Regions from separate parts of the Homo sapiens genome. Here region 2 is linked to region 1. The links are chromatin loops, found by intact Hi-C in ENCODE. Cell type or tissue: K562. All regions are shown on one strand. Links, peaks and the distances in the headings refer to the core of each region. The heading gives the core; the rest is flanking DNA. Region 1 overlaps QTMAN (queuosine-tRNA mannosyltransferase). Region 2 overlaps QTMAN (queuosine-tRNA mannosyltransferase).

Evidence for each region. Hi-C counts contacts between places; a loop is a spot of excess contacts. Peaks named below come from ENCODE experiments on the same cell type or tissue, not always from the same donor. Only the 100,000 strongest peaks of a DNase experiment are listed, where the experiment ranks them.
Region 2: it touches region 1 in a loop (2.0-fold over the local background); 1 of 110 quality-filtered maps calls a loop at or near these places.

What each region holds. Positions count from the first base shown.
Region 1 is chr2:144,227,770-144,233,162 of GRCh38, forward strand. The region is part of intron 2 of QTMAN (queuosine-tRNA mannosyltransferase); the gene reads right to left. Among named protein-coding and RNA genes, the nearest start is that of QTMAN, 100 kb to the right of the region's middle. In K562, for the core only: no CTCF peak of the experiment used is centred there; a DNase peak (open chromatin) is centred at 3,184.
Region 2 is chr2:144,149,888-144,155,280 of GRCh38, forward strand. The region is part of intron 4 of QTMAN (queuosine-tRNA mannosyltransferase); the gene reads right to left. Among named protein-coding and RNA genes, the nearest start is that of QTMAN, 180 kb to the right of the region's middle. In K562, for the core only: a CTCF peak has its summit at 3,083; DNase peaks (open chromatin) are centred at 1,684 and 3,114.

The DNA of each region.
Region 1 (5,393 bases), core at 67-5,066:
CAGCAGATAACTTTAGAATGGCTCATTCAACACTCATTCTAATTCCCATTCTCCTTGCCTTCCTCCAAAAGAGGCTACAAAGCTAAAACACTCATTATCTCACTCTAGGGGCTAGAAAGCGAAAACATTTGTTACCTCATTCTAGAGGTGGTTATATGGGACATACTTTTGACCAATGAGAATTAGACAGAAGTCCCTGTGAGTAAACATCCCTTTCTAAAGAAAAAGAGAAAGTATCCATGGGAAGGAAGTTTCTGAGCTCTCCCTTTGTTCTTCCTGCTTGAAAGTGAAATAAGAGGCAAAAGTAACATGCTAAGGATGGTGGGGAAGCAAGACATTACCTGGATCCCTGATAGTATCAGTTACCTGTGAACTAACTGCCTTCTGATTCTTATGAGACAAATAAAACACTAACTCATTTAAATTAATGTCAGTAAGATTTTCTACTACTTGGAGCCAGAGGCATTTTTACCGTTAAAACAGAGATACTTGAGTTAGACTCTTTATGGTTCCTCCTTTCTTAAGCTATAATCCAGTCCTTACTAGCTAGAAAAAAAAGAATTTTGAATGTACACTTTTACAATTTTCTGTAATCTGAATTACTTCTATAAACATGGTCAAATTCCTCCATATAAATCCATTTGTTGCATAGTTATTACAAGATTTTTATTTTAAGTGGAACCTTCAATCCCTCAAATCTATTAAAATAACATTTTTCTATAGTATGGTATATAACATTCATATATATAATACACACATATAAGTAAATAGCTGAAGGTTAGGAAGAAAGGAGAAAAGAAGGAGAATGGGGGGAGAGAAAACGGGAGGGATCTAATTTGTGTGAAAGTGTAAACTATGCTTTTCAATTTTGTGGGCACCTTAGAAAGTGGCTTAAGAATAAATGAAAGGCCAGGCGCAGTGGCTCATGCCTGCAATCCCAGCACTTTGGGAGGCTGAGGCAGGCGGATCACCTGAGGTCAGGAGTTCGAGATGAGCCTGATCAACATGGAGAAACCCTGTCTCTACTAAAAATACAAAATTAGCCGGGCGTGATGGCATGTGCCTGTAATCCCAGCTACTCATGAGGCTGAGTCAAGAGAATTGCTTGAACCCGGGAGGCGGAGGTTGTGGTGAGCCAAGATCGCGCCACTGCACTCCAGCTTTGGTGACAAAGCAAGACTCCATCCAAAAAAAAAAGAATAAATGAGAGATTACAAAACAACAGTATTTTTTAAATAGGGAAGACTCCACACATACACTTGAAATCAATGGTTCTGTTTTAGAAAACTTTTTGAATTTGAAAAGTGTATATCCCAACAAATACTTTGTGTCTAATTTACCACTAGCATTATTGTATTATTTAATATTCCATCTATCTCTAGTCATCTCCCTAAGGTAATAATAACACAATAATCATTCTCTATGTATGTTTCTCTCAGACAAATTTTAAATGTGTACTATTCTTGGGATAATTCCTATTGTATAGTGCTGAAAAGATTCATTAATTTCAATCACCATCAACTCCGTACACTACATATACTTGTTCTGCCTTTTTTGTTGAAATATATTTCACTGTGGCAATTCAAAGGAAAATTACACATTCCAAAAACATTTGAGTTCCTCTCAGTTACCCTTTCAGTGGTTCAGGGTAATGATAGAGTAAAGAACCATGTTCTTCACAGGCTTTCCTTTTTATCCCCCAGTTTGGTAGGATTTCAACTTCAAATCTCTTATGCCAAAAAGCAGTGGGTAATGTCTAATGCTCTTCTCAAACAGTGGCTTACTTTGGAGGGAAGGAGAGTGAGAGTCAGGAGCAATCACTCATTCCTGCTTCTAAAGGATCTTAGCATATAGGATAAGCAATCTCTTACTCTATTTTCCTAAAATAGAATTATAGAAACATATTAAGTTAGGCGTGGGGGGAAGAAAGGAAAACAAATAAGAATTAGAAACCTTTCAACTCTGGGTATAGGTAATTCCTCACAGAATGAAATTACTGAGTTATCTAGCCTAAATTGTCACGAAGGTAAGTCAAAAAATCCACATATTCATAAAACCTGTAGTTTATATATTCCTTACCATCAGTCACAGGTAGAGGCTTCCTCTGTAAAACAGAACAATGCTACATTCTTTTTCCTGAAACCCTAAGAATGGGATAAATAAGCATAATAACTATAGTCACATAACATAAATGCTTTCATTTTAAAAGCAGTATTCAAAGACAATCTATGAAAATCCATGTGATATAAAAAAAATTCAGAGAATGACAAATCTCCCTTGTTTATAATATCATCTCAACTTCAATTTCATTTTCAGTTATCTCCTTTCAAAAATATATATCTGGGGTCCCTATATGATATGAAGTCCGTTTTCTCAGGCTCACTTTTATTTGGTTATCTTTTTAGGCGCACTAAAGATTGAGTTTACAATAAACTGAACAGACAGCGTACAAAAGGCTTTTAGAACTATACCATATGGTCCAGGGAAGGGAACAATCTGGACGATCCCCACTTCAATCTGCAGGCTTGTCCACCTCTATAACACATTATACCACTGTAATAAAATATTAAGATGAAAATGTAAAAGCTAAAATAGTCTATCTTTAGCATTACCAGGCAACCACACTTCCAAAAATTTACTGATAAACTTAATAAACATTTACTTTAATTTACATTCTGAGATTTTGGTATGCAACACCAGGCATACAAACCTAGGCCACCATTCAATAGAAACAATATTTCAGCAGGGCTATGTGTGGGTATTCAACTTATGCTTCAGAAATTTAGAAGGAAAAAAAAACACTTTTACAGGGGCATATTGGCAGAGGCTGATGTAACAGATGACACATTCTTGGAAATCAAATAAAAGCAATAGGGAAATACCCATTGTTGCCTGGTGAAGGCCTAATCACATGGACACAGCTGGAACCAATGTAGATCATTCATTAATAAAATTGTATTGTAGTAGCCACTTTTTGATGCATTTCAATTGCTGCTTTAGCCAAATCCCTGAATTTCTTTGTTCAATGTTAGTAAGATTGTTTTAATGGGAAATATGAGAAGATTTAGGACAGGGAAAAAAAACCTGTTCTCATGCTAAAAATGAAGCTAACTCAAAAAGCTAAATGTCACTTTACCTTGCAATCTACTTACACTATCAGCAGCTTAAAATATGCAGTGTAAACCTAAAAAAGAGGAACTCATATGGTACTATAGATAAAAAGTGAGCAGTGTGAGATGCCATAGAAAACATATGAAATACTTGTAAAAGTATTCTACAGAATAATATGTCAGAGGGTGGGAGAAATTAAAACGTATCAAAAATTAAGAGGAAAAATCAAACAACTGAATTAACATGTACTCTTTCATGCAATACTATCTATTGAATTTTGACACTAAAGTATGTACCATATGGTTAAGGGAAGATTACTCATTTTGACCACATAAACTTAAAAATCACTATTTGTTATTACATTACCAATATTTGATATCAAACAAGACATTCAAATCATCTCCCCAAGAGTCATGTTTGAAACCTATATTGACATTCAAATGAAATGAAGTACTAGTTATAATTATAAACTTGATACTTAATATAGTAAAATCCTAGTTAAAATAATCAACAGTGTTTATTCAATTTTGCTGTTATCTCTTAATAAATTTTTCTCCATGTTTTTACAAATATAATGATTAAGTTACTATATTATATTCCTAAAAAATATATAATGTCAAACTAAAAAGATAATAGCTTTGCTATGTGTTCTGAATTAAAACTATACAATTTATTGTCTATAAATTCTATTCTACAAAAATGAAAAACTCAACCGTATTTACCAAAAAACTGCTTAAACATTATGGCTCTTAAATATTTCTCCTATGCCTCTGTGTGTAGTTAGAATAAATAAATAGGACAATTCACATTGTCCTAAATCACTAAAAGATATATTCTTACCACAGAAAAAATAAAGGGTTTCACTGCAAATAAAAATTAAACCACTGCAGAAAGTGTATTTAAAGTCACTGAATAGTGGTTAATATGCAATAAACATTATTCACTATACACAGAATGAAAGAGGTGTGTGTGTGTGTGTGTGTGTGTGTGTGTGTGTGTGTGTGTGTGTGTGTTATCTTTACTCGCTAATGTTAACATTATCAGACCTTGGCACAGGGGATTCAAGACAGTCATGAACTTAACTGGATCAAGTGAAAAAAGTTTCGCTGGCATGCCTTCGCAAAACTGTCAGAATTCAGAAGTTTAAAATGTTGACCTAAAGATTTAATTCATATAACTTAACAGGCATCCCACCCAGATTCATTTTAGTAGCTCTGCATAAAAAAAGCCACTTTGCAAGTTTAAAAAGATAGCATTGGGAGCAATGGGGAACTGTAGCATTTATTACATGTGTATTATGCATACAAAGCAATTTGAATATTTGTTTGTTTTGCTAAAGTAGTGAACCAATATGTTGCTGAGCCTGTTCTGAATGAGAGAAAATAACAGGTGAGTTTATTTAATGCATACTGCTGATACACCTCTGTTTTACAAATCCTTTTAATAATTTTAAAGTGTTTTCTAAATTAAAAATAAATCCCCGCAAAAGAAACAACTGTTAGATTGCACAATTTTATCTTAAAGTACCCATAATAGATGTATTTCCCAGTATATATGGCATATAAAAATGTTTCACATTAATAATTCAAACATGAGCCACTGTTTACTTCCTTTTCAGTCACATTTGTTACACTGTTACAAAAATACATGAGTTTTTCTTCTCAAAGTAATTTTCTTATTGCCAAAAATCATTGACAATTTTTAAAATAAAGATCAGTCAAAATAATATCAATCTCCTTCTATAAAAACATATTCTGACTATTAACTGTTCTTATCTTGATTGCAAAACTAATTTTTAAAATAGATCACTCTAAAAAATCTAATTTTAAAAATAGATCACCTGAAAGTAAATCATTTGTTTTGCTTAATACAACAGAAAACATATTTACATTGTGAGGAACATTCTACGAAATTTCATCGAATGCTTGCTCATAGTGAAAATCTAGTCTCCTGCTCAAATCATCTCTTTAAAATTCATTATGCCACATTTTCACACTCCTAATGGTAGGGCACTAACTATAATTTTGCAAGAATTGGTAAACTTAAAAACACTTCTGTGTTTTACCTTGCATTTTTTATTTCAAAGGAAAAATATTTTAAATGCACATCCTTTATTTTAATGGAAGTTCACTTGCTTATCTACCAAGACTTATCAGACACTCTAAAAGTGAGTATTCAATTTGTAAAAGACATGAACTGACCCTGAATTTTAGACAAAAATAGAAAACAATGGCAGACATTTTGGTCTCAACAAGAGATACCTTGGCATAAAAATCCATATA
Region 2 (5,393 bases), core at 100-5,099, 78 kb before region 1:
ATACCTAAGGGCAGTAGTAGTGTGACCATTACCATTAAGATGCACACTTTTATATCTTAAATGGTACAGAAGGGAAGTGAAATGAGTAACAGAAGGCAGGCATTCAATATTCCAGCCACTGCCCATACATTTTAGTAATGATTCTTCATGGGCTAGGTCACCTCACTCTTGCCCCATGAAATCTTTTCAGTAGGCCCCTCTCCTCTCCTGAAGCTATTTATGACATAATGAGATAGTGTATACAATTTAACACAGACACCAGTTTGGGCTGTGTTACCACTCATACACAATTTCTTGCATGGCTTCAGGAGGCCTTTGACAAAAGAGTAAATTCTTCTAGCTGTGTCACTTTGCTCAATACCTAAACTCCTGGTCTAGATTCATGTTGCTAAGACTCATTACCTAAGCCTTGGTTCTTTTCTTCCCTCTCATGCATTCCTGTTCCTTGATATCTACTCTCTAGGATCCTGTATTTTCTGTGATGCAGTATTTTCTATGATGATGAAAATGTTCTATATCTGTACTGTCCACATATGACTAGCTACATATGGCTATCGAGCACTTGAAATGTAGCTAGTACTCCTGAGGAACTAACTTTTAAATTTAATTTGATTAAATTTAAATTTAAATCGACTAGCCATATGTGGTTAGTGGCTACTGTATTGGAAAGCACAGTTCTGGATGAACCAGCTTTCCCTAACCTGACACCCATGTTTCCTGAATACAATTACCTGCTTAACTGATTTTCCTGAACAGACCCTTGACCCGCTTGTGATAACCTAATTTCCATGTTCCTCCTGCCTAGATGAATTTCACCTACCCAGCTCTCCAGTTCTGGAATGGCATTATTTTTTCTTTTCCTTCTGAGAATTAGAAAATACACATTCACTATGGAAAATGTTTTAAGCACAAAAAATACAAATAAAGTGAATATCACCCATAACTATTCCAAAGAGAGATAGCTACTATTTGCATTTTGGTGCTCTAAGCATGTGCTGAGCACCTATTATTTGCAAGGCACTATGCTAAATTACAGACATAAAATGGAAAACAAAGTAGCTGAGGCAAGAAGAAGAATGACAGGTTGAGGAACTGAACGAAGACCAAGGAGGTTGGAGCCAATGGGAGAGTGGCCAAAAATAAGGGTGAAGATTCAAAGGTAAGACATGAAAATAATCTTGGTTTTGTGGTAAGAACAATAGGAAGAGCTGGAAGGATTTTAAGCAGGGAAGTGACAAAATCTTATATGTACATTAGGTATATTTTATTTTATTCTTTCCACTTTGTAACAGAAATACATTATTGCATACTTTCATTTCTTGCTTTTAACACCATGTTGTTTTGCCATGTTAAAAATTATTTCTAAAAGGTATGATTTTTTATTACGCTTCATGATATGGTAAGTCATAATATCTCCAACTAGGGCATGATTTTTATACTCATGTCCATAAAGTTTTGAAATCTTCTCTGTATTAATCTCTTATATTTCTTTTGTTTATGTAATTCATGCATATTTAAATTACTTTTTAATACCAGAAAACTTTACTCTGACTACCATATGGAAAGCAGACTGCAAGGAGTCATGAGTGGAAGAAGACAGCAAGAAGAAAAAAAATGACACTGTCTTGGGCTAAGATGCTAATATTGTGAGAGTGTTACCAAGTGGCCTGACTGGGTGTACTGATAACTGTCAGGGTTTGCTGATAAAACTGGATATGAGAAGCGAAAGAGAGGACAGCTATTGCTTTCTTCCCTTTATCACTTCCAAAGCACCTTGACAGAGTTTTAATTACAACAGAAACTCAATGATACATACACACATAAATGAAAATTACTCCCAAGCATTTCAAAAGTCTTTGGTTTCAACATATTTTTTAATTCATAAAACTTGTGTAGAGAGATAACTGAGTTCTAATATTCATTAATCATCAATATACAAAATTCATTTTAACACAATTTGCTTTAGTTGTCAGCTACTTAATCTTAATTGGACCATTTCTACTGCATGTTTAAATGCTATGGATATTCAAAAACTTACAAGAACACTGCCTAACAAAATGTTTCCCTTTGCTGAAACAATTAAAAATACAAGATGGAAGTCTTATCTGAAGGAAAAGGAAACACAGTCATTTAATCTCCCAGGTTCTTGTGGTGGTAATTTACAGGCTGTTTATAAATAGAGTAGCCAGTTTCCCAAAAGCTGTCTCATCATGTGGCATCAATCGGACAGTTTTACTTTCTTCCATCATGTAATTTTCCTTTCCTGTGCTTATCACGATGGCCAGGAGAGCACTGTATACAAAAAAGCACTATATACAGAACACCTGTCAAGAAGGTAGGGAATCAAAGACTGTAGGCACAACCTGCCACTGAGCAGTATCTCCAACATAAGGCTGTTTTCTTAACATCTATCCTTGCTGCCATCATCAGCACTCTGAACTGTCTTACGGATGTTTAAGGAAACAAATTCCATAATGCCTATTGAGCTTCTTTAGCTAAAGGTGTCACTTAAATTCAGGTGTCTCTTAAATTATTCCTGCAAACGCTGAGTCTTTTAACTCTTGGTATCTGGCACAGTGCTTAATCCATAAAAGACACTTTGTAATTATGTTTCTAACAAGAAAGGAAGATACAAGAAGAGAGGGTGAGCCTACTATTTTAAAAAATCTATAAATACATTGAAATTTTTATTGCATACATTTAAACATTTTTTCATGTATGTGTTTATTTCTTTTGGGACTGGAGTTCATTATTAAGAGTATTCTTACAAGGTCCAAGGTAATATGAACCAGAACATTTGTAGATATATCTGTTTTTAGACATTCTATCAATAAGTCAACAAATCAGAACACTGTAAAATCTTTTGACTTGGCAATTTAAGAAGTATAAGATATCACCCCGTTCTAAAAGAACTGACAATATAATTGGTGAAATAAGCCGTAAATACAGGAAACATTAAATAACAATAAAAAAGATAAGTAACTGCTCTCTCCTGCACAAGAAATGTCACAAAGCAGTGTGAGATTGATTACGAATGAAGGCAGAGGCACTAAGTGCTATGGCCACTCAGTGGAAGAAAAGAGAACTAAGAGCAGTGAAAAACCAGGAAGTCTCAGAATTATCAGGGGTGGCAGAAGAGGCCCAGGTCCTGAGTTCTCGGGACTAAAAGGATCAGTGCTATTTGAATTAGTCAGAGAGGGCTAGCAGTTAGCGTTTGGAAAAAAATGAATAATCAGATAAAACTGAAACGGTGGCCCTCCTCAGACCCAGAAGTATCCAGATGCAGGATAAGAAGTTTGTACTTTATCTTTCAGCAATTTGGTGACTCACTGCATGTTCATTATTATACTAACAATCTTTTATTTTTTCTTATTCTTAATTAACTCAGTTTTTAATGCTTATTGGCCAAGAAAAAGATGGTTGTAAAGTGAGAAGATAAAGAAATAAATAAAGTACCACTATAAATCACTATTATTCTCAAAATAAGGAAGATTACTCTAAATATAACCAAATACAGAAGATATAAAACCAGTTCCTTTAGGCTGGGCACGGTGGCTCATGCCTGTAATCCCAGCACTCTGGGAGGCTGAGGCGGGCGGATCACGAGGTCAGGAGATCGAGACCATCTTGGCTAACACTAAAAATACGAAAAAATTTGCCAGGCATGGTGGCAGGTGCCTGTAGTCCCAGTTACTTGGGAGGCTGAGGCAGGAGAATGGCGTGAACCCAGGAGGCACAGCTTGCAGTGAGCCGAGATCGCACCACTGCACTCCAGCCTGGGCGACAGAGAGAGACTCCGTCTCAAAGAAAACAAAAACAAAAACAAAAACAAAACAGTTCATTTAAATCCATGGCTTTCCATGATCACTTTTTGATAATGGAATCCTTTAATCACCATAATATTGTAATGTTGATGGTAATATTTTAAAGGAAGATAGAAAACCACGTATCGTGCAAGGTTCTCTACACACATCACTACCACCACCCCTAAGAGATACGACTTATTATCCTCATTTTACTGGTTAAGAAATTAAAGCACAAGAGGTTTGGTTAAATGCTGAGACAACAGCAGTTACTAAGAGGTAAAGATGAGTTTCAAATTCAAGTTGATCTGGGCCTAAAGCCTCTACTTTTTCACTTACTCCACACTGATTTTGAATCATCTTAAGATTAGTATGTGACTCAGTGTTTTTGTGTTAATTGTACTTATTAGAATCTGTGTTGGAAATATAAAAGAATATAAGTGGTACAAAGAAGAACTATACAAAAGTGAATAGTTTTATTTCAACCCTTTATCCATCACATATTTACTGAGTGGCCAGACTGCTCTGGCTATACAAATTGTGGAGAGGTAATGACCATCAGTAAAGGCTTTCCTAAGGAGATGCACTCTAGGAAGCATCCTAAATAACATGCAGGAGCGAGCCTCCTGGAATAACAAGGAGGAGGTCAGGGCACTGGAATAGAGAGAGTGGCTAACATTAAGGGTGATGAAAGAAATGTCCGGCTTGGTTATTAAAAGTAAGAGGCTAAAGGTTTCTAGCTTACATAATCAGATAGTGATGGTGTAATACTCCTTAACACAAGAGGAAAAAAATCCTGGTTTGGAGGAGAAATAAAGAGACATGTTTTGCAAATACTGAATATAAGTAGAGTGCCCAGTAGGTAACTGAAGATTACAGATAATAGGGTAATGAGAGGAAATACACTGGAGAGTTGATTTAAATAAAGAACTTGCCTGATCACCAAATATGTTTGTTAAAAATGTGGGATCTAGTCTGTTATATAATTTTACATAACTATTCTATGTGGTTCTCCAATATTTAATATATTATCCCGTTTCTTCACACTGAAGTATATATTCCTTGATAAGATAAATTAGATCTGCTGTTCTTTTCTTTAGTATCCTAGAGTTTTCCTAACTTGGCAGCTATCACTCTGGATTTTAAAGTTCCATTAGGACAGGTCCTACATCTGTCTTATTCCCCATCCTAGCCACGTGCTTAACAAATATTTTCAAATAAGTGAATGAATAAATGGAGTGAATGGATCATTCATTCCCTCAACGACTGTGAGAAAATAAAACTGGTTAACTTTCCATTTATACAGAAGTGTTCAATACAATATTCACTCCTACCATTAAAACAAGCTGGGAAGCATCCATGCCCATGGGTGCTTACATTCCCCATGCCCCATGGATGTGAACACCCAACACGATTCTATGATGTGTTATTTGATGTCATTTTTTATTGAGCTCATTAGTTTTTCCTGGGGTCCCTAATAGTATTTCAGGCACTGTTCTCTGCTTCACCATCGTAAAGTATTCAAGACAGGATCCAAACAAAAGGAACTCAAGAGGAAAGGTAGATGTCAACCTGGTACAAAGATCAGCA